Regions from separate parts of the Mus musculus genome. Here region 2 is linked to region 1. A link is a loop called in an ENCODE intact Hi-C map of the cell type or tissue named here. Cell type or tissue: left cerebral cortex. All regions are shown on one strand. Each heading gives the region's core, and the rest is flanking DNA. Links, peaks and the distances in the headings are about the cores only. Region 1 overlaps Ssbp2 (single-stranded DNA binding protein 2). Region 2 overlaps Atg10 (autophagy related 10).

The links. Hi-C counts contacts between places; a loop is a spot of excess contacts. Peaks named below come from ENCODE experiments on the same cell type or tissue, not always from the same donor. Only the 100,000 strongest peaks of a DNase experiment are listed, where the experiment ranks them.
Region 2: a loop joins it to region 1, with 1.8 times the contacts of the local background. A loop is called at or near these places in 2 of 42 quality-filtered maps.

The regions. Positions count from the first base shown.
Region 1 is chr13:91,644,195-91,652,194 of GRCm38, reverse strand. The region is part of intron 5 of Ssbp2 (single-stranded DNA binding protein 2); the gene reads right to left. Among named protein-coding and RNA genes, the nearest start is that of Gm22778, 75 kb to the left of the region's middle. In left cerebral cortex, for the core only: a CTCF peak has its summit at 3,688 (motif pointing right); DNase peaks (open chromatin) are centred at 2,071 and 3,702.
Region 2 is chr13:91,086,710-91,097,897 of GRCm38, reverse strand. The region is part of intron 3 of Atg10 (autophagy related 10); the gene reads left to right. Among named protein-coding and RNA genes, the nearest start is that of Atg10, 130 kb to the left of the region's middle. In left cerebral cortex, for the core only: a CTCF peak has its summit at 4,568 (motif pointing right); DNase peaks (open chromatin) are centred at 3,510, 3,945, 4,552 and 6,134; H3K27ac peaks cover 378 bases.

The DNA of each region.
Region 1 (8,000 bases), core at 1-8,000:
TTTTAAATAACCCAGACCCCAGGGAACTCCCAGAGACTGAGCCACCAACCTGGCAGCATACATGGGCTGGTTCAAGGCCCCTGGCACATATAGCAGAGGTCTGCCTGGTCTGGTCTCAGTGGGAGAAGGTGCACTTAGCTAGAGACTTGAGGCCCCTGGGAAGGGGGAGGTCTACTTAGGGGGGCACCCTCTAGGAGGCAAGGGGGAGGAGGAATGGCATGAGAAACTGTGGGAGGGAAGACCTTGGGGAGGGGGCAACAACTGGAATGTAAATAAAATAATTAATAAAAAAATTTTTTAAAAGTTTTAACCGTTTAAAAGAAGCTAAGATTCAAGCAATACTTTTAATTTTTCCTTAAAGAATACAAATTCATCACTTTTTTGCATTCCATGATTTATATTTTCATGTAAAGCTGCTCTAGGTGAGGGTATGGGAAATATACCCTTTACCTTGTATTCAGCAATCATTGCAAAAATAACTTAAAAATGCTGTATTTTGTTCTTATCTTTCTGGTATATTGATATTCTTGTGGCATTCAATTGATTTAGCAATAGTCCTTTGAAATATCCATGCAGAAAAATTAATATTTTGTTAAGAAATTGGCCCTGATAGATCTCGGGGGTAGAGTGCTTGCTTAGCATGCCTGAGGCTGTGGGCTTTACTCCCAGAAGCACGCATGAAACAACACTAAATTATACTAATATAAATATAAATTATATTACCTTATAAAATAAATATAACCCATATTTATGTGTCAATTTTTTTAAGTAATAAAGGTTTTAACATGTACGTTAATGAATTAAGCTAGTTCAACTCCTACATTAGATGCTGGGAGTTTGAAAACTGGAAGAGAGGGAGGTTGAACTTGCCTGAGGATTTCTATGGTAGCTGAGGTGAGAGGCAAGTGCAAGCACGAGCAACCTGTCGGACCCTCCCTTGAAAAAGAAAAGGTGACCAAGGCTCGAGGCACAACAGTTCTGCCATCAGCCCTCTTGACCAGTGTTTTCTAATCACAGAATAAGATTCAGCATTAAAAAACAAAACGAAACAACCACCACCATAAACTAAGAGCTCCACCCCATCTATGTTGATCCCTTGACTTTCAGGAGTATCAAGAAGTGGCAGGACAAGTGCCCTGGTCTCAGACAGCAGTCTAACTGCTGAGTGCTCCCCGGGAAACAACTGGAGTTCCAGCAGACATTGTCCTTCTATCCCAACTGCGAGGCCGAAGCAGATGCCCAACAGTTCCTCTTCTGCTCCCTGTCCATCCAGAAAATGCTACGGGGCTTTTAGTTTTCTGAATTGTAGGTTTTAAAGCCTCCTTAGTTAGTCAAGCTGAGAAGTTTAAAGTCATTCTGTGGCTGAGACCAGAAACTATCACCAGGTCTGTAGGACAGCAGTCACAAGAAGTCAGCTGCCAGCTGCCCGGCACCTCTGCATTTCAGGTGTTTTATCTTTGCAATAGAGAAGGGCTTGCTCCATTTGCAATGCTCGGGCTTTTTTTTTTTTTTCTTTAGCATTCAAAATTACATTTCTAGAACACTTATGTTTTATTTGTATGGTTTGTGTTTTGATAATTAAACAGTATTCTCTGCCTTCCATTACACAATTTTAGTGACTTTCACTCTGGGAAATACTATTTCTACTATCTGAATTTTTAACACACACACATACTCTCTCTTGTCTCTCATGTATTAGATATTATATTTTAATATTAATTACACATAGGTATTTCCAATTAATAATTAGTATTTCTAGTACCTTACTCAGTAAAACTGAGAAACAATACAGAAACTACACTTCTGGTTCATTAAAATTTAAGATAGCATGTACAACTTCTGGAGAGTGGGAAAGGGGCATCTCCAGAATTACAATATTTCTAAAGACTTGTTTCTGAAACCCATCAGGGAAGGAGGAGAGGCAGATCACTGGACGGAGGGGCATAGCAAGCCTGACATCCCGATGCAGACTAGAAACGACCTTACAAGCCTGTGCATGTCTCAGTGTGGGAGGGAGCAAGCAGCCAGTCCTGACGCTGGTGTGGCTGACTCAGGAAGACTCAAGAACAGCAGAGCACATGACACGCATCAAGGCATCTCAAAACCTCAGACTTATTCACAGGAATCCAGTAAACATTTACCTCTAAGACACTAACCCAGACATGATAGAAAATATTTCCTGGGGCTCAGAGATGGCTCAGCAGTTAAGAGCACTAACTGCTCTTCTAAAGGATCTTGGTTCAATTCCCAGAGCCCGCATGGCAGGTCGTACCTGTCTATTACTCCGGTTCCAGGATTTGACATCCTCATGCAAACATATGTGCAGGCAAAACACCAATGCACATAAAAAAATTAAGAAATGAATAAAATTATTTAAATTTTTTTCAGTTTCTGCTCTGAAATGTTTTCGTTTTTAAGCTTGCTTGCTTGCTTCCTTCCTTCTTTCCTTCCTTCTTCTTTCTTTTTTCTTTTAAAAACCTGTGTATCTTGTGGGCAGAACAAACTTTAGGTTGAAGGTTTTGTGGGTGGGTTGATGTCCCCCTCCTTCCACTGGAAGTCCTGCCTGGCTATAGGGGGTGGCTACCAGTCTCTGTATTCCCCACTGGTAGAAATCTCAGCTAGGGTCACTCCCATAGACTCCCTGTAACTCCCCCATCCCAGGTCACCAGCTGATCCCAGAGATTAAGGGAACAGCCAACCAATGACTATCCAAATTTGAGACCCATCCCATGGGAGAGAGCCAACCCCTGACACTATTAGTGATCCTCTGCTATGCAAACAGGAGCCTAGCACAACTGTCTCCTGAGAGGCTTCATCCAGCAATGAATGGAAACATGCTGAGATCCACAGCCAAACATTAGGAGGAGCTTGGGAGTCTTGTGGAAGAGTTGCAGAGAGAATTAAGGGAGAATTAAGGGAGGGTAGAGAACACCACAAGAAAACCTGCGGAGTACTCTGGGACCTTGGGGGCTCACAGAGACTAAACCACCAACCAAAGAACATGCAGGGGCTGGAACTAAGCCCCCACCCACATTTGCAGCAGATGTACAGCTTGGTCTTCATAGGGATTCCCCTAACAATTGGAGCGGGGCTGTCTTTGACTCTGATGCCTGCTTTTGGGTCCCCTTCTCCGAGCTAGACTATCTCCTTGGGCTTTAATGGGAGAAAAGGTGTTCCGTCCTGCAGGAACTAGGTACCCCGCGGTGGGGTGGTTCCCAAGGGGGGCTTCCCCTTTTCCTCAGAGAAGGGGAGGGACAAACAGGGAAAGGATTTACAAAGGTAAGACTTGGAGGAGAGGAGAGAGGGGTTGCAATTGGGACAGAATATGAATTTAAAAAGTACATTTTGGAAAAAAAAACATTCTTTTTGATTTCTTTTCAGTCTCAAGAGAAAAACAAGAGGTTTTTCTCATGTTTGATTTTTTTTCAAAGTATTGGCAATATTGCTTTACTCTGTGCTCCCACCCAGCTGGGGAGCCTTTTCTAGCCAATAACCCTGTAAAGAAATGGGAATTTTCCTACTACCTGATTTTCTTCCTACTTTTTCTTCCCCTCTCCCTCTCTCTTTTTAATTCCTTTTCATTACTACTATGCCAAAGCATTAGGTCAGTTTGCTACCATGCAGTCTGGTTAAAGACAGACTCTTTGCAACACAGATGCTAACATGGAGACACTGTCTCACGGCCACTAGATGGCAAAGCAGCATTCCCACTGCTGACCTAGTCCTGCCAGCGGCTGGAGATGCTGTGGCACTGTCCTCTAGCACAGCAGAGCTCTGTCTGATCAACTCAATCAGATTCCGGGTGAGCGCTCAGCCTGAAACTAAGTCACTCTCGCAGTACACTTGCTGTCCCCACATACTTACAACTGCAGTCTGGCAAAGCCTTACTTTTACTACCCAACGTCAATACATTATCAGTTTTAACAGTTTCTGTTAAGGAAGCTAAAGATTTAGTGACTATAAGATAATAAATGTATCAAGATAAAAATGTAGCAAAATATAATGCACAGCAAAACGAACAAGTCTATATTGGTTTATATTCAAATTAAACAGATATTTATAAGTGTATCCAAGATTATGTCATGCTTTTCTTTTCTTTCTTTTTTTCTTTTTCTTGAGACAGGGTTTCTCTGTGTAGCCCTGGCCGTCCTGGAACTCTGTAGACCAGGCTGGCCTCGAACTCAGAGATCCAGCCTCCCAAGTGCTGGGATTAAAGGCGTGCACCATCGCCACCCGGCCTCATGCTTTTCAATAAAAGATATGTCCAGTTCCTAGAGTGGTAAGTAAGGTTCAGTTTCCATTGTGGAATTTTTCTGCAGTAAAGAGCAGGAAGAAGAAAAAATACAACAATCTCTCTTAGAAAGAAGAAATGGCCTTCAATTTAATATTCTATAAATTATTTTAAGTCATGTGATAATCTTCATTACAACCTGCAAAAATACTCTTACAAAGTAGCCGACAGGATTAATCTATTTTTTAAGCACACAAGAATGCTTGTTTTTCCTTTATTTTATTCCGACTATTTACTCAGTCATTTGGACCACTGTACCTAAATGAGAAGAACACATAAACTGGTCTAAGGAAAGGCTGCTGCCCGTTTCAATAAGGCTACAGCCGCTAATGCCTTTGTCTTTTTTTGAAAGAAAGAATGAATATACATATATAAAATGTAGACATCCAATAGGTTGATACCACTTATAATTAAGATTCTTAGTATACCATGAAACTGCTGAATTAAGCCACATGAGATTATTAATGCATTACTGTATTTTTTCTACTAAAACTATACTTAAGATTGATGGACAGCCCTATTGCCTTTCCTCTGGTAACAATTAATTAGTTGTTTTGATTTAAGAATGTGGCTCTGATCCCATAATCAGCCACCAAACCCAGACACTATTGCATATGCCAGCAAGATTTTGCTGACAGGACCTGATATAGCTGTCTCTTCTGAGGCTATGCCAGTGCCTGGCAAATACAGAAGTGGATGCTCACAGTCAGCTATTGGATGCAACACAGGGCCCCCAATGGAGGAGCTAGTACAGGGGAACACCAGGGCCAGGAAGCAGGAGTGGGTGGGTTGGGGAACAAAGGGGGGTGTCGGGGAAGGGAGGGTATGGGGGAAGGGTATTCGGGATAGCATTTGAAATGTAAATGAAGAAAATACCTAATTTAAAAAAAAAAAAAGGAAAAGAATGTGGCTCTGAAGTCATCAACTGGTTCCATGACAGGTGTCACTGAGGAGTTACTGGCTTTCTCACACTAATCACGCCTCTGACAGACTCTAGTAAATCAGTATATATTTTCCTTTAGATGGCTTTATTTTACTAAACTGACACTTCCTTTCGCATGTTCAACTATTCCTACTCATTTCACTTAATGGCCTCTTACTAAGTAAGACACATTCCCATTTAAATAAAAACAAAACTTATGGCTTGGATCAGAAATGCTTCCCACAGGTTTGTGTGTTTTAACATCTTGTGCCCAGAGGTGACATGGGGTCATTGAGGTAAGAAAGTCAGCCTGACTGACAGAGATCGGTTGCTGCGACTTTGGAGATCATATAAAACCCATAGCCATGTCCAGTTGTTTCTGATTCTTAATCCTGATGCACTAAGATGCTAAGATGTGAATGAACACACAGCAAGCTCCGAGCACCATGGACTGGGCCACCACAGGTGCCATGCTCCCCGCAGTGCTAGACTGGTCCCGTTCAAACTGTGAGCCAAAGTAAGTCCCCTCCAGAAGGTTTCTCCTGCCAGCAAAGTAACTAACACCATGGTTACAAAGTCTCAAAAAGGAAGGCAACAATCTAATGGACATATTAGATGACTGGAATATTAATCACAGATATTGATTTCAGGATTAAAGTTAGTTGCATTTGTTTTGAAATCCTAAGTTTAGATTTGTAGGAATGTTACTTGCTAATGAATTTAAGTTATACCAAGAGGGAGGAAGAACGAGGGATGGAAGGAGGAGGACGGGGTGAAAGGAAGAAGGGGAGAGGGAGAGAGAGAGAAAGGGGAAGAAGGGGGCTGTTCTTTAGTGTAAATGGGAATAAAAGAAATACATTTGCCTATTTATAGGAGGACTATTTTCAACGTAATTTTTACAGTATGATTATAGAGTGAGTGCAACTCAAAACTACCTATGCTTTAACCTAGAAGGCTAATTATAAATTATTAACTTTATTCATTTAATCCCAATACTTTAATCTCTTTATGTCCATCTCCCATTCATGCTACGCCCACTAAGTTTTGCGTTTCTCCCTGGGAATGTGAAGTATGTGCACACTCTACCTAACTGTAACTTGCAGAAGAGCTAAGCCTTTCAGAATCCAGCTGCTACAGAGGCTCAGAGGGGGGAAACGGCTGAGAGCTCTGAGTGCTGGGGTTTCCCTGCTCATGAGCCTCCTGGAACCAGTCACTGGAGGAGCCACAGCCTGCCCTTCTATGGCTGCTTGCAATGGAGCTCTTTCCTAGAGTGAACCTTGCTCACTGGCTGTGCTGAACTTGGGTGTCTTCATCTGTGAACTCACAAATGATTCTCTTTTCTAAAGCCTCTAGATGTGGACCATTCTCAGAGGGAAATGTCTGTGGAAATAGGAGCAGAAACTGGTGTTTTGATGTCAAGTATGCTCATCTGCGGCGGCTTATTATTACTATCACGCTTCTATGTGTGAAGGGTAGCTTCCTCATTAGCAAACTGCAGAGACCCAATACTAACTGGCTAGGAAACACTGCAGCCAACCTCATCACCATATTACTAAGAGATATCAGCTTTTTAGTGTCTGATTGAATTTTTCAGTACTTTAGAAACATTTAAAAATCCTGGGTGTATATGAATTTTAAATAGATGGGGAAAGTCCTTGAGGTGGGCTGAAACATTCTTCTTGGGTTAACAGAAATAACTTGCATGTACACAGATTTTTCCATCTCCTATTTTTCTTTACATTGATAAAAATTCTGCAATTATTCAAAGATCCAAAACAGGAACTGCAGTATCTTCCTTAGTTCTTGCAAATTTTTCTCTTTTATGCCTAATTTGCAATCAACTGGGGCTTTTCAAACATAATTACCATTTCTTTCTTTCTAATCCTACTGTCCCAGATCTTGTCAGAAAGACTCTTTCTTGAGTTCTATTTAGGAAATAGTCTCCACTTGTAGACATACTCTTCTGTAACTGAATTCTGGCTAATATTGTTGAAACTATTTCCCCCTTCAAGATGCAAAGGCAAAGATATTCCTCTTAACAGCTCGCCATGGTCTTTACGGTTAGGTTCAGACTCTGGACTACCTTCAGGCCCTCTCAGGTCGCAGCACCACCAGCCATTCCACTGTAACTAGTCAGGATACAACTGGCTTGAAATACTAGGCGTCTACTCCTTTCCCTTCTGGGTTCCTGTCACTATTTCTCCCTCCTTGACTGCTCTTCTTTCTCTGCTTCCTTTGCCTAGCTCCTCATTCATCTTAAGATATTAATTTCGATTACAGTTTCCATGTTGACAATGCTTTTCTGACTATACCTTTCCCAAAACTGAGTGTGGTGATCTAATTTGCTACAAGTGTACATTCCACAAATTTAATATGCCTATTTTCAAATTTGCCCATACTTAAATCACTTCTTTTCTCAGTTCACCACAGTCTGGGCATTTTGATGTCAGGGATGTTATAAACATGTTTATCAGAGATGCCTAAACAAAGTCTGAATCAATTGCACAACCAGGTCACTGCCTTTCTCAAAAGATCTGCTGGATCCTATAAGCACGGCAAATAGATTCAGCTCTTTCTTACCATGCCATTCCAGGCTCTTCTCAACAGACTAGAGCACATCTTTCCAGTTTCGTGTGCAGGACCCCTTGCCTCCGCTCCTGCACACTGTGTGTATCCTGCACACACCATACTGCTTGTCTTATTGCTAGCATCCTGTTTAGCGCTGTCTGATGTGCCTTTCCTCTACGTGTTTTGCTGGGCAGTTTAACTCTCACTCATTTCCAACTC
Region 2 (11,188 bases), core at 1,537-9,536, 560 kb after region 1:
TAGTACTATAGAGCATGTCTCAACTCAGAAGGCAGAATGTACCTTTTTCTGCCTTTAGAACTAATTAATTTAAAAACAAATAAGGACCACATGCATATTTAGAAAAATTTCTGATAAACATAATCCAGTGTCCTGTGACTAGTCTTTGAGTAATTAGCCTCAGGGAAGATGTATTCAGTTGATTGACATTTCATTCACCTTACACCTTCCAAAGCTGCAGCATGAGCTGTAGAACCCGGGATTAATTGATGGTTGCTTTGTTTTCCTGTAGTATTTTAATTACATGATTTTTAGGAGCACATTATCTGCCCCAGTACATGGGAATGCCAGGGCCAAGAAGTAGGAGTGGGTGGGTAGGGGAGCAGGGCAGGGGGAGGGTGGAGGGGACTTTTGGGATAGCATTGGAAATGTATATAAAGAAAATATCTAATAATAAAAAAAGATGCTGGCATGATTTATACTTTGCACTCACATTCACAGTTGTAAGACCTTATGCACAGTAGGGTTATGACTCGTGATCCTAGAACATCATTGTACCCTGAACCATGTGCTACATCGTTTTATGTCAGCTTGACGAAAGCTAAAGTCATTTGAGAGGAGGGAGCCTCAACTGAGAAAATGCCTTGATAAGAGCCGGCTGTAGGTAAGCCCATGGGACCTTTTCTTAATTGGTGATTGATGTGGTGGGCCCAGCCCATTGTGGGTGGTGCCATCACTGGTGGTCCTGGGCACTGTTAGAAAGCAGGAGGAGCAAGCCAGTAAGCAGTTCCTGCCCTGTTTGACTTACTGCCCTGCTTCCTCCAATGATGGACTAGGATGGAAATGGAGTAATAAGAATGGTCTGGTGTGATGGCTCAGCAGTCAAAGGCAGGCACAGAAGCCTGCTGACCTGAGTTCTATCTTTACAGAAAGGTAAATGGAGAGAAATGACTGTTGACCTCCACACATGGACTGTGACATGTGACCCCCACCCTAATAATAATAATGGTTAGTGAATTATTTTAAAACTTATTATTAGGACATAGGAATTATGAGAAGTTAAACTCTAGGAATGTTTTTGAACTATTTCCATATTCTAGATAGGTGTAAAATAATTTGTAAAGTTTTAAGCATGGCAGCATAGTATCTAACATGAAGAAGCAAGCATCTTTGATAAGGATGGCACTGAGCCTAATTCTAATGACATGGACCACTCAGGCTAGCTCCTCCACACTGAGTTTTGACACTGTCTAGTACATATCTGTGACTTGTTAATAGACCCGTTTCTCAGACTTTCTCCTTCCTCTTCCCACTTAGCCTTCAAGTCCCTCACAAAGACTAATGTGTTAGAAGTCTATGCTAAATTGTAATGTATATATGTATGTCTGCATGCCTAGCACGGAGATGATCTACAGCTCTCGTATAGCTCCCTTAGTCTTCAGAGAGTGCTGACATTGGTGCAACTTCAGCTGGGTATAAAGACTCAGAACATCCTTAGAGTCACAGGGTCTTAGAGTCACAGGGTCCTCTTTATTTTCTAGCAGTCACTTGCTGCTGATGGACTGCTAACACTTAGATGCATTCTTCCTATATGAACATGTCACGTGCTAAATATTCTCTTGTATTTTCTTTGGTCTGTAAAACTCATCCAAGTTTTATGTAGATATTAGTTCATTCTGTTTTTCTCTTTGTTTTTAAAATTAATCATCAATTTAAAATTTTTTTCAATTTTTATCACAATGTACACAGTTATAAGTATGATACATAAGTCAGCATGTGTCGTTTGTTTTTCTTTATTCTATTCAAGCAGTTTATGTAAGCCTGGTTTTCACCTACTATGACTCTCCAGCTAACAAGGGACAGTCAACAAGTCAGTCTTCCTTTGGCTGTAACCTTGGGATTAACTGAAGGGAAGACAGAGGGGGCAGCTCCGAGCTCAGACACCTGATGTATTCAGTTAACTTTCAGGGGAATGGAAGGATCTGAACCTTTAGAGATCTGCCGTCTGAAGGGGATATAGAAGTCACTTCCTTGGTAAAGCGATGTAAGATTATGCTGCATAATCATAGAGAATACCTATTATTTTGAGGAAGACATCTGAATATAACACTGTATCCAGTTAAAGATATATTTGTTTCCGAATGTCTGGTGTTTATTGGTCTTGTAGGTGTTTTGAAACAAGCATGGTACTGCAGATTTGTCTTGCGTTGATTTATGTTGCATCAGTCTGGAAAGAACTAGCTGCTATAACAAATACCCAATAAAGTCAGTGTTTGACACCACCATGCATTTGCATGTGATGACATCATCAGAGGTGGAGCCTCAATGGATTTTCCACAGAATTTCACTGGTAGTTTGCTCTATAATAATTACTGACTACTTGGACAACTGAATTACCATAAGGAATGAGCAAGGTGTAGCTGTTTTTTAATACTATATTTCCATTTTATAACAAACCACATCTTAAGTTTTTATGCTCATTCATCGTTTATATGATGGTAAATTAAAATAAATCATGTTTTGAATAATTTTCTTGCACACTTCAAGATGTCTTTTTGGATATTGTCTAAGCCTGCTAACTTGTAGCTCCAGAACCTTGTTGCCTCATTAATAAAGCACCGAATAACTTAAAGTGAAATGACTCATTGTATAGCAAAGAATCGCTGTTAGATCTTCTGAGCTGTACGTTTTTTCTATAGTCATGTATGTAACTGTAGATTTCGGTGAGGATGCCCTCTGAACACTAGAGGACATATTTGTGAGCTGAAAGTCCACATTTAAATCTCAGGATTGGACAGTCTTGCTCAAAAGATACAAGCTCAGCAGTTTCAAGGCTGGATGACAGCGAGTCTGGAAATTAATAACCTTCTGTACTCTACTCTGACCTGCGTCTGCCATCTACTCTGTGCCTGGCTGCTGTGGTCCCATGGCACCTCACCTGAGGGAGAAGCACCCACTCATTAGCCAGTCTCTCTGCTCTGGGCATCTACAGAGGTAAATGTCAAGAATTTTAGTATAGGAATGACAGCAGCACCCATTATACCCTATACCCTTGTTCTTGTTCACTCAAAAGCGCTTAAAGAAAACCAGTTTTCCCCATACGCAGAAGGGTTAAAAGGGCTGCTGTACTCTTGCACATCCCCTCGCCACACAAGCAAAGAGTGGGGTAAACAGTTACGGAAACGGAGCCAAATGTACACGTTGTTTTTCCTATCTGGCTTTTTCTGACTAGCCTGGTGCTTTTAATATTGCTGCACTTCATCTTCATGGATAGTGTGCACAAAGCCTTAATTTCCAGCACAGAAGGATAATGGCTCAGTGATCATTGGCTTTCTCTAAAACACAACCGAACATAAGCCAGGAGGCTGAGAAAGGGAGCTGTTCTTTAAAATGGCCTTGAAATGGTGTATGCAGTCAGGTGGCTGTGACGCTTGTTCACCACAGTGTGGGGTCTTTTTCCACGGCACACCTCAGGGACTTAAAGTGTACCTCACCCGGTTGGCCGGGGAATTGTAGGCAGCTGTATACTCACTCACACAGTGTTGGAGACAGCCGCAGCAGCACCGTGTCAGTAACAGAGGATGTTCCCTCCTGCCCACTTCTTAGCTACAGAAACCCACTGGCCTGTGGTGTTTTGTTGTTTCAGCTACAAGGGTGAGATCTCCTTTAGCCTGCTAGGCAAGGGAGGTTTTAGAATAGAGGTAAAAACTTATCAAACAGCTGTTTGTTTTAAAATAGGACATTGATCTTTAACAGTGGTGTCTGTACTGATCTTAGGTTAATCTTATTATGTTATCTTTTAAAAAGTCATCATAACTAACATCATAGTTTGTGTGTGTGTGTGTGTGTGTGTGTGTGTGTACAGAATAGCTGCAGGTGTGAACAATCACTCCCTGGCCCCTAGCTTGTTTTATTTAATTTTTTTTTCTGTGATCAAGCAGAGAACCATTTTAAACAACTGAAATGGAGGACATAAGGAAGTAACAAAGAACAGTCTGAGAGTTAGTGCTGTGCTAAGTGGGGGACCCTTCTCCAACTTCGTGTGATGGCATGCTGTATAGAAAAGGCTCTTTCAGCAAGTGTTTAGGAAAATATGTTCCAAAAGATCTGCATAACATTAGTGTAACCAAGTGTTCCTCTCTGTGGCTTCCTGTTTTGGAATTAAATGCCTTCAGGGTACTCAGAATAACTCTGTTTAGAAACACAAGAAGAGTTTAACCCCTTATGTTCCTGATCAGACTTTTAAAACATAAACATGAATTAGAAAGCAAAAGGACCTTATTCTGTTCTATAGCTCAAAAAATTCACTCTAAAATAAGAAGAGTTTTTACATAAAGTTGGTGGTTTAGTTAAAAAGCAAAAACATAAACAAAAATTATCATTAGAACAGTGAGGTCAGTTTTCTTTCTTTATAAACAGTTTTTAAAGACAATCCTTTTCCTATAAGTGGGTAATTTCCGCATGAGTTCACGGTGAGTTCCTAGCCTGGCTGTTCCCAGAAAGTGCAGGGTACAAGGAAGCTCAACCTGGGTGTCTTTCTTTGTGCTGTTTGAGTTCCCTGTTCTTGAATTGCTGCTGCAAGCCAGCAGAGGGAGCACCCAACAGTATTAGAGCTTAATAAAGCATCACATTTTCCTCCTTCCCCGTCATTAAAAACGATGTCTACAACCAATCATCCATTGATTATATATTTTCACTGTGTCGATTCAAGTGTAAATATGTTGCTTTTTAAAAGGGAGACGTAAAGGGACCTTATTTATGCAGTTCGCTTCTGTAAACCTTCATTAAATATGGAACTTTAAGACTGATAATAAATATAATGCAGAGGAAAAGGTGGGCACTGCACAACCTCTGTACGCCAAAATATTTTTAATTTAGTTACAGAGAAAGAAAGGCAAAGGTCCTTTGCAAGAAAGAATGGTAAAAGTAAAATACAGTCCAATTCAAACATCAGCACCATTACAGAGAAGGTACATTCTAAGTGAATGTTGAAAGGAAGGTTTCTCAAACTGGAGATTCTAGTTGGGACGCAACAGCATAAATGGAGGGTGTCTTTAGAGGCAAACAGCTGTAGGTTTAGAGGCCACAGAACTTGTGTGGTAGAGGAGGCGCCCTGGGGCTTCAGATGGTCAGAAAGGGAAGGTAAAGATGAGAATGACTGGAAACTGTGATAGGAGTTGCTTTTATTCTGGGAGGACTTTCTCCCCCTCAGCAGCCATCAGGTACCAGTAGCTCCTCGGGTATGCATGGAACTTTTCTTTCTCCCTTCCATGCTGGGATTTTATCAAATAATGCCTTTGGGGGAATGAAAGGGTAGTATAGAACTGAGAGAATGAAAATTGTTCATTTCCATCACTGGGTAGGATCAGACGTGATGACATCTTGGTTAATAATAATAATAATAATAAGCCTTTTGTGTATTTCTATCCCTAGGTAAGGTGGGCTGTGATAACTTCTTTGATATTAATAATGCATTTTGTTTGTGTTTACATTTATAATATTTATGTATATAGTGAGACACTTATGTACAAGGTATAAATAACATTAATCATTGTACATATGTATATATCACATATGTACAACTGTATCTGTCTCATACATTTAGCATTATCACATGATTTAAAGATTGATATTCAAATTGTTATATAATATGTAATATACCATACAGCAAATTCAGAGCAGAACTGGAACTCGGCTCCTAAGGCTTTGAGTTGAAGCTGATAATTTCTCATTGTGCTTTCTGATTTTGTATCATATTGCATCAGTGTATGTGGGAAGGATGGGGTATGCATTGTAGACATTATGGAAATATGAAAGTATGTGAGCACAAGGCAGAGGGAAGGGATGAAGGCAACTGCCAGGTTTGTAGACTATGTGATTAGGAAGCAGAATGATGTCATTGCCCCCACAGGAAATCCTGTAGGTCAGGTTGTCAAGTCAGTGACAAGCCAGGAGACAGAAGATGACTCTATTTTGGCCTGTCACATTTGAGATGTTGGAGGGCATCGTCTCTAGATGTCTAGCACATACTTCATAGTTTATGTTTGGAGCGCCAAAGAGAAGTCAGGGCTAGAGCTTCTGGATGGCTGAGATAATTCAGGGAACAAGTGTAGACTGGTAATTGAAGTGAGAAATAGACTTTGGGGGATGTCTGTATGTAGGAGCTAAGGAAAGGAAGCAGGGAGATGCTGCACAGAGAATGAGGAGTGAGAGCAGCCAGATGTCCCACTCACCATTCAACAGCTATGTGCATCACTGCTGTGTGCAGGTCTCTGAAGCCTCTGCCCAGAGTGTAAAAGAAGGTGACTCAGCACACCCAGGTGTTTGTGATGTTTGTGGGGACCACCAAGGGGAAACCCCTGAGCTTGTTTACCTTAGAGCTCAGACTTCTTAGTCACAGAACTCTAGTTCCATGCTGAAGTGCAAAGCCGACTTCCAGTTCACTCTTCCGTGAGAGGTCAGAGAACACAGAGAAAGAACACCTGCCCACTGGCTGGAAGCCGGGTGAATTCCCAGAGATGCATACAGCACCCTGGAACTTTGCCCATTTGTCTTTATTTATTCTACTTTGAATTTCTCTATGGGATAAAACGCTGTTATTTTGTATAATGGTATAAAGTCACTGGAAATTTCAAAGAAGAAATTGGGATGCCACCCTTGAATATAAACCACAGAATAACAATAAATACAAATTTTCTTCTCTTGAAATTTGGGAAGTGGAAATTCAGTCTGTGGAACCTTGTTTTCCTGCTGCTGCCATTTCATAGCTGATAGGAAAGGTATCAATGGACAAAGGATTGGCTTTGCCTTACAGTTCAAGAGGGATTCCTGTTGTAGCTGTGAGGGGAAGACAGGGCCTCAGGAAGCTAAGGCTGAGGTCACACTGCTTCTGCCTCAGGCAGCACAGGGTAGCAGGAAGTGGGGCTTAGGTACAGAACTTCAGGGTGCACCCCAATCTGGGGAGCAAGTGTTCCAGCATGAGCCTATGGGGGACACCTCATGGTTAAACCATAGTTTTACCTCCTACCTGTCTTTCCTTTCTATCCATCTTGTTATACTGTGCCCATTGTTTTAAATAGAATTCAACGTTACTAAAAAAACAAAAACAAAAAACCCAGTGTTATTTAAAAGAAATCTGGAATTTTCAAATACATGTTTCTTGGTAGAAAAAAAGTACGGTGTGTAAAAGATATTGTTATCATATATATATATATATGTGTGTGTGTGTGTGTGTGTGAGTATATATATACAAGCTATATGATACTGGGTTTATTGTGATTTTTAAAAAAACATGTATATAATGTTTTTCAGTCATCTTCCCCACCTCCCCTTTGCCCTCTCATTTCCTACTCATCTCTGCTAATGTCCTTTCTCTTCCCCTATTTGTGACAGATCTTTCATTTAAAGTTGTGGAGAGAGAGAGAGGCTGGTGAGATGGTTCTGTGTAGCTGCTGTCTTAGCTAGGGTTTGCAGTGCTGTGATAGAGCGCCATGGCCAATGGCAATTTTAGAAGGAAAGGGTTTATTTCTTTTAAGTTTCCTGGTAACATTCCATCACTGAGGAAAATCAGGGCAGGAACTTAAGCAGATTCTGAATCTGGAGGCAAGAACTGAAGCCGAGGCTGTGGAGGGATGCTGCTCATGGCTTGCTCCTCATGGCTTGCTCAGCTTGCCCTTTTGTAGCATCCAGGACCCCCCCTCCCCCAACCTACGGATGGTTCAGCTCCACTGAGCTTGGCCCTTCCACATCAGTTACCAATCAAGAAAGGTACTGCAGGGCTGTGGGTGTAGGGGAAAAGGAGTGAGGGAGAGAGCCCACATCCAGCCAGAGTTCCTGTGCTCTGGGCAGGTGGATGCAGGAGGACTGCTGGACGCTTTCCATGTGCCCTGGGTGGGCATCTGGCTTTGTGAAGCTGCTGGGGGTTGGGGAGTGGACAAGGGGCAGCTCCCAGTACCAGGTTCTCAGACTCTGGCATCCCACGCTGGATATGGCAGAGGAGCTGAGAACAGAATAGGGGACCCAGGGGGGCATTGGGTGGTTCCCATGCAGGTGAGTGTCTTTAGTTCGGGCCTTGATGAACAGAGACAGTCTATAGTTTTAGAGCTTTATTATAGAAAGGCAGGGGGGAAGAGAAATGGTATAAAGAGAGAGAGACCGGCCATGGCCAAGAGGAGAGAAGGGGGAAGGGAAAGAGAGAAAAGGAGCTAAAGAGTAAATAAAGGTGAAGGGGGGAGAGAGAGAGAGAGAGAGAGAGAGAGAGAGAGGAGAGCAGAGAGAGGAAAGACTAGAGAATAAGAAAGCTTAAAGAGAGAGGTAAAAGCTTAGAGAGTAAGAGAGTGAGGAGGGGCCAATGGGCTGTGTTATCTTGCTGTTGCTAGGTAACTGTGAGGAGGAGTCTAGCCAGAAAGCCAGAAGCTTGGGACATTGTCTGTGTGACTGTTAGCCACATGCTTCTCTTGTGGGGGCTGTGGGGTGGTAACTTTGACAGGAGCCAAGGGTCCAGGAGACATGAGGGAACACCCTCTGTCCCATGTGGAAATTACCACCACCGGGTCCTACCGGGTTCAAGACCTCAGCTGGACTGGAGACCAGGCTGTGTATGCATAGCCCATTGCCCCACAAGACATCACCACAGGCTTGCCCATAGACCAGTATAGTGGGAACATTTTCTCAGTTGAGGTTCCTGCTTCCAAATGACTGTAGCTTGTGTCAAATTTATGTATCACTAGGTAGCACAGTTGCAAAGCCTAACAACATGAACTTGTTCATTAGAACCCCCTTGGTAGGAGGAAAACAAATTGTCCTGTGGTCTCCACATATACCATGGGATGCATGCAGCAACAAATGTGCACACACGCACAGACACACGTTAAAAAGAATTGAGTTCAGAGGGGTTGTGACATATTAAGGTTAGGGTGAGGCTTTAGAACCCATGTTTGGCTGGGGGTGAAGGCACATGCCTGCAAGTTCACTATGCCGGAGACTAAAACTGGAGGATCTCGGACTGGTTGTTATCCTGGGCTACCAAGCAAGATCTTGTTTTAGAATAAACTAAAACCTTACATCTCTGCTGAGACCAAACACGGTTTTCATTGAAAGATGCTTCTGCATGCTTGTCTTTCCTGCCCATTACCTGCTTTTGTTTGAGATAATAGTTTTGTTACTTTATCAACTAGTAGCGACTAGTTTACATTTGGTTTCATAAATAAGATCCATTTTAATCTGAGTTTTCCATCCTTGATTTATTTTGATTCATATTTTAATTGTCTAGTTCCCATCCCTGGGCAGGACTTTTTGGGAAAGTCTTGCAGGTGACTATGTTGAGAATGATTTATGTTGTATTAGCACAGGTACATTCAACAGTGCTGGTTCCTTCTGGAGCGCCTCGGGTGTGGGTCCTTTTCCTCAGCCCTCAGAGCTGCCGTGGAAAAGAAGCTCTGTTGTGTGCAATTTCTTGTTTCTTTCATTCTTATTTTTTTCTTAGTTTCTTGTATCTGTATTTCACTATAATATTACCTGCTTGCGGAATCAACCTAAGCTGAGCCACTATTTCACAGCATAACCCCAAGTAATCCTAGTTTAGCTGGATGATTAGACATTTTAAAGAAGCCATACAGAAAGTAAGAACACTGGAGTCTTCCGCAAATGCCTCTGAGAGAGAAACCATGAAACACTGATGTGTTCCCGAATCAAAGGGAAAGAAAAACTAGGACGCCATACACACACACACACACACACACACACACACACACACACACACACACACACACACACACACAGAGGCCTATGGAGGGGAAATTGCAACAAGTTAAATATGACATATAACAGGCAACATTTGCATATGTAAGAGTGTATCATTCCATTCATTATAAAATGAAGGCGACCAAAGAAAGGTGGGTATGAGACAGAGAGAGAGGCATTTTACAAGTGGAGAAATTCAAGAGAAGGAAAATCTCATTTTATATAAGTTTAAAAGTAAACTTTTAAGAAATCAGAAGTTTTTATGTGTGAAACACAGGGTTTCTCATGAGCACTTACAGATACTCGATTAGATAAGCGTTTAACATCCTGCCAAGTTATGAAATTATTCAGACCATGCATTATATTGGTTTGGTGATGTTTATGTCTCATCCCTGCTATTAGACTGTTTCCTTCTTTGTAAATTCCAGGAAGATATCTTATGCACCTTTTTATATAAATCCTTTTGTCTTTCTTGGTTCCTTGTCCAAAGCCACATATAATCCTCCTAGAAGTAAATGTTCACTATACAAAATTTCTGGCAATTTTCTTAAAAAAAATTTGTTGTCACTCTTGATGAAATTTATTTGAGAGGGCATAAATTATTGATATTTAAATGAAGACAATGGGTTATTTCAAAAATCTTAAAAGAATTTACATTTTCACTTATACTTAGAATTTTGATTAATGTCTGTTTCATTATTTGATCCCAAAGATTTATATATTAATAAGGGTAAATGAATAAATGTCAGTTTTTAAAATTCAGTTTTTGTTAATTTTGCAAAAATACAAAATGGTGTTTTTAGAACTTGATTCCTATGAATTGAAAATAATTATGTTTGCGACACGTATGGCTTCTAGGATATTAATGCTGGAATTACTAAGAACTTAGAAAAATTATTAGAGGCACACAGGGAGACATAGGCAGGAGTAGCATGAGTTTGAGGAATAACAAACCGCTGTAATGTGGAGTGACAGGCTGTGCCATGAAAGTGCTCTGTGCATGGCGAGGGCGGGCAGGAGCTGATCACTCTGCTTATGTTGATTTAAAGAGTAAGAGTGGAGATTTTCTTAAAACAAGGTACATATTCAAAGTGGCAGGATCGATTTATGGGCTGTGTAACTGCCTATTTTATTTAGAGAAGCATATTGTATAAGTGGTTAGTGATATTAAAGTTGCTATCAACCTCGGGATATCATATGCGTTTATTTTTAACTTTTATGCAGATATAGTCATTAAAATGTACATTTCAAGAACATTTTGAATGTCTTTCAAAGAGTGTTTGAATGATTTCCATTTGAGAAGTAATGTGCTAGATTTGTTATTAATCCAAATATAGTAATATAGCCTATTTTATTGATCTTCCCATGATTTTTAAAGCTGGGAGCGAGCGAAGCCACAGACACAGTTTGTTGACATATTGCAGCACATATGTATGCTTTTCTGATGAGGAAGGTATAGCGTATACCA